2 separate regions of the Homo sapiens genome follow, and region 1 is linked to region 2. Evidence: chromatin loops called from intact Hi-C (ENCODE). Cell type or tissue: IMR-90. All regions are shown on one strand.

Region 1 (2,500 bases), 580 kb after region 2:
ATATTCCTATTTTGAAGCTTGTATTTTGTTAAAAGCCTCCCTCACACTGCCGTGATTTATCATTATTTATCTGAGTATACACACGTATGTATAGGAGAAAAGGAATGCTGATCCTTCCTGATTTCAGCAGTGCCGTTTTCCTTTCTATCCATGTGGTTTTAGCATAATTTTCTCCCTCTTTCTCACCAATAGAGATATTATAGTACGCAAAAGCAGGGCACACCTGTGACCAAATACAAGCAACATTAGCCTGGAGTGTTTGCGAATACTCCTTGTCATCTGTCGCTCAAGATTTCCCCCCTCAGATTTGAAATATTCCCCAAACTGGTTTAAAGGTGTGAGCGGGTGGGTTAACACGTGAGAGCAGTCCAAAAGTAAAGCGAGGTTGGGAGAGGGTGGCCTACATAAACCAACTCTTGGAAGGCTGAACAAGAACGCATGGGAAGTGCATTAAGAAGAGACTGTAAACAATGATAATCAGGGCTTTCAAAAATCATAAAACGGATTGAAATATCTGATTCATTATTTATTCATCACAGCGCAACTTTGCGAATCTGAGAATAGTGTTTGGAAACCAAGTGCCTTCTATTTAGTACATCAAATCAGCAGATGGGTCTCCCTTCCAAACTGCGGCTAAAGGGTTAAAGCTATAATTTTAGAAAAGAATCTTAGGAAATGACACTCAGATCTAATATATTTCCTTTTCTTTCTGGCAATAATATCCCCCAAAGAATAAATATATACTTATTGATATCATGATAATGTTTCTCATTCTGAGTACAAGTGTCAGACTGATTCCCGTTTGTGTAAGTGTTTTTAAAACTGCGAGGACACTTTCGCTACTCTGAAAGCTGACGAGCCAATGAAGGGGAGCTTCTTTTAACTCCATAATAGCAGGTTACATAGTAAATGAACACTGATGGTCAAATAGCCAATTATGGTATAAATATCCGTTGTTTACAGAGAGGTGTTAAATGAGCCTTGGAGTACAAGGGATTAGGCCGATCTATGCTACAATTTGTTCTTCAACCCATTATGTCTTCCCTTTAAAAGGCCAGTGCCATTGTAGGTAGTACGCACACAGAACATACTTCTCTATGTTGATTTTAGTTTGCTTTATTTCGATGCACACTGTTGTTTACTTTTTAAAATTTAAATAAATGTCAGCATTGTATAATTTCTATGTTAACAAAGCAGTGAGCAAAATCCCTTGTATGTTTATAAAATATTATTGTTTAATTCACATAGTTTAGAAATTCCAAATGTTGAGAATAGGAAGGAGGCCAAATACCATCTGTTTATAACTATGATGCATCGTAATATGTGTACTTTTAAAAGGAGTTTGGTCAATCATGCCACTATTTTATCTGCTCGGAATATGTTGGAGATTTAAAATGTAATTTACAGGATTACTTTTAGTGCGTTGCATCCAACTGTGAGTTGTAAAGAAATCGGTCTCTTCTGTTTTTCTCAAATTAATCATGTAACAGCCCCAATTAATGGGGGCTGTTAAACGTGTCGCTTTTTGCTTAGCTCCAGAATTCTTCTAACTTTGGCTCAGTCCACCTTCTTGATGCTGATAAAAACTCCAAGGACAAATGAAACAAAACACTCCTAGCTGTGTCTTTCTGCCAGGAGATAGTCACTAAGAATGGCAGGCAGGATATGGTAGCTAATAATTAGCTAACATCAGCCCTGAGAAATTACCTGTGAAATACCCTTTGGTACTGAATTGAAAAACATCTGACACTCCCTGTTTTAAAATAGTATTTTCTTGTCCCCGAGACTTCTGATTTAACTTACCTTTTATTTCAAAGGCATCTAATTGCATACCATGTAACAAAGGGAGTATACTTACTTGCAATAGATGAGCAGGTTTTTGTTTTTGTTTTTAGTTACAAACTCAAGTTATTCAGTTAGGAACTCTCCCTTGCTTTGCAAATCAGGGAATCTCAGCAACTGGGCCTTCAATTCCAGGCAGCCATAGTTTTAAATCCAGAGGTGGTTTTAGAGTGTCACACCATGGGGTCTCTTTTTCAAGAAGGAGGAAGTGAAGATGAGCTCAGATGTCTTGAAAAAGGTTTGAAAGCTGTGATAAAAACATTTATTAGCAAATGATGGTTGCTTGATTGATTTTTTAACAAGGTAGAATCAGTAAAAAGCTACATCTTGAAATGCTTTTATAAACACATGCAGAAATATGAAAACAAACTCCCAATAAACTGGGCATGTTCTGGATGTTTTACTTCTCAGTTGAGTGTTCAATGAAAAAATGGTGCTGTATAAAGTGGTTTCTCTGTACTATTTAGCAATATCTGTTTTCTCAAACATTTTAGTTTTAGCAGCTTCATCTAAAATTGTACCAACCTAGATTATGTACTCATACATAATTAAGAACATTAAGAATACCTTCTCTAAGTAAACAAACTGACCCATTATACTTTTTTTTTTTCAATCTAAATGTTATATTTTGAAAGTCTATTTGTTTTCTTTCTGGTCA
Region 2 (2,500 bases):
CCCAAGGTAGACACTATTTTGTGCCTGTCACAGAGAGAGGGAGTGCAGGTTTGCAATGCTCACAGACAATTGATTGTCTGCCCTAATGTGTTTCATTTACATGTTTATAACGTCAATGGTGCTGGGGTGTCCACTGTACCATTCATTCCCGCATTCCCACAAGGGGGCAATTGTCTGAATGGCCAAGTCAGACACCTTTTTGATTGCTCTTTGGTTGTCTTTTCAGAGCAAAGAGATAAAGGAGGAAAATCTGTGATGCAGAAACACTAGTTGAAAATATACAGAATTAAATGTCACCACAAAAGCAGATGTTAACATAAGCCCAAATATGCTTTTTAGCCAAGATGTGAAGGTTGAAAAAAATAATTCAGAGCAGAGGGAAGGATGATTTAAACCAATAAATATAGCCCTATTCCCCCTCTTTACTTCTTTTCTGTCTTTAGCAATCAGAAGATGAAATGTAATTTTCCTTTTCATTTTTAAGCCTTGAAACATCCAGGCACCTCCTCATTATTTGTATGTTTGCTGTGATTTGTGAATTTTGTATATATTTACATAGCTCTGTTTATGCCAACAGCATCAGCTTACCACTTGGAAAATCTATTGAATGACTATTTGGGCTGTGGGGAGGGTAAACTTTTAAAAAGTAAGATCCAAGTATTTCTTCATCAAGCAGTTTTTAAAAGGAAAACGATAATAATCAGTAGGCTCCATGGAAGCCTTTGCCTTAATAGCTATGTGCCAAATACTTTTATCTTGTGTGACAGTCATGTCAGAGTGAAATCTCTCAGGAAAAGTGTAACTAGTAGTTACAAAGTAAATAAAGGATTTCATTTTAAGGTGTTCTGTAGTGTTTTTATGCTGTGTATGTGCATGTGTGTGTTTTGTCTTGTGTTTCCTCTGAGGAGGTAAGAAGAAAAGCCATCCATGCGTGTATCTTTTGGCTTTTCTCTTCTTTCCGTTCTCTCCTACATATTATGCATATATGTAGCCCACATGAATACACCTGTTTAAAAGAAAATCACAGTTCAGATGGTGCCTTGCTGGTTCATTTAGGAAACAACAGTTATTAGAAGTTGGTCTGATTTCGCGTGTGGTCCATGAAGACAGAAAATACCAACTCTTGTGTCATCTGGTGGGAGGCAAATGGGGGAAAAACTTTTATAATTTTGTAGTAAATTAGAGAGGGGAAAAAAACTGCCAGTCTGTGAAAAGATTTTTGCCTCTCCGGGAAGACACACACACACCCAGTAGCTGCACCGTTAGCTGAACCCCTGACACGGCGGTCTTTTGAATGCCTTAGGTATGATTTCACTTTCGCTCACATCAATGCTGACCTGAATGCCTTTCATATCTGATCCGCTGTGTCTCTCCCAGTAAACATCCCCTGAGGGGAGAACAAAGAAAGGAGCTCTTCTTCTTCTTAATCACAATTCAGCCCTTTCACCGCCGGCAGGCTCCATTTGCATTCTGCCACAGAAAGCCAAGATGAAAAGAAAGAGAGAGAGAAAGAGAGAGAGAGAGAGAGAGAGAGAGAGAGGCACAGGGTAGTAGCTGAGTAAAATAACTTAGGTGTTTGTGGCTGTTTGTTGGGCTTCCCCTAGTTACCAGCCTTATATAGCTGATGCTCCACCAGGCCCTGTCCCTCCTGACAGGCATATAGTGTTACAAGATGGCATGTCTGTACTATTCATGGCCACCCGCTCAACACTTGAGGTAAAAAGTGTCAGGAGGGGATCGAATTCTCCCCCAGAAGCCTGTTAGATTTGGGGTCAGGTGTGTGGACTTCCCGCCCTTAAGTGCTGCCTACGATTTGGCTTTAATAAGTCTGATTGTTTACCAGCGGACCAGAGAGGTGAGGGCCCTGGGGGTGGGAGGGACGGGCGAGCTGGAGACTGGGCCCCTGGTCTGGTTTCAGTGACGGGTCCTCACACCCAGCCTGAACACACTGATAAATCCTCAGGAAAACTGGAAAAGACTTTCCCATTTTTCCCCCTGACTTTTTATGATAATTCATATTTTCAAATGAAAGGGGAAAAAAGCCAAGAAGAAACTCTCAAATGAGCCAAAAAGGAAAAAAAAAATTCTCTGAAAAGAATTTTAGGGGGAAAAGTTGTGCTATTTTAAAAAGCTTTGAGGGCTGTAAAGTGCCACGTTTTTCACACCTTCTCCATACTTTTTTTTCAGATTTTTTTAGTATGTTTAACATTTGTGAGATGACAGCCTTTTTGTATCTCAAACTGGATGCTTCAGGATTTGTAGGGGAGGGGTTGGTGGTATTCACGTTCTCTTGTGAGAGAAAGTTTGTGCCTAAAGGCCTCCTTCCTGGGAACTGTTTAAACCCTCGCAGGCAGACCTGTCAGGTTTTACTGTGTTATTTGCCACCATTTTCAACATGCAAAAGTAACATGCAGTTAATGGTATTGGAATGAGACCACAGCAAGAGCAGAAACCTCTCGTGACAACTTTTCAGCGACATTATCTTGCTCCTAGACTGTCT

The links. Hi-C counts contacts between places; a loop is a spot of excess contacts. Peaks named below come from ENCODE experiments on the same cell type or tissue, not always from the same donor. Only the 100,000 strongest peaks of a DNase experiment are listed, where the experiment ranks them.
Region 1: it touches region 2 in a loop (4-fold over the local background); 20 of 110 quality-filtered maps call a loop at or near these places.

Annotation. Positions count from the first base shown.
Region 1 is chr2:143,933,890-143,936,389 of GRCh38, reverse strand. No RefSeq gene overlaps it. Among named protein-coding and RNA genes, the nearest start is that of QTMAN-AS1, 1.9 kb to the left of the region's middle. In IMR-90, no CTCF peak of the experiment used is centred here; a DNase peak (open chromatin) is centred at 1,289; H3K4me3 peaks cover 282 bases; H3K27ac peaks cover 1,854 bases.
Region 2 is chr2:144,509,728-144,512,227 of GRCh38, reverse strand. The region is part of intron 2 of ZEB2 (zinc finger E-box binding homeobox 2); the gene reads left to right. Among named protein-coding and RNA genes, the nearest start is that of ZEB2-AS1, 8.6 kb to the left of the region's middle. RefSeq lists enhancers at 1,224-1,273, 1,304-1,373, 1,021-1,936. In IMR-90, no CTCF peak of the experiment used is centred here; a DNase peak (open chromatin) is centred at 1,317; H3K4me3 peaks cover 872 bases; H3K27ac peaks cover 1,521 bases.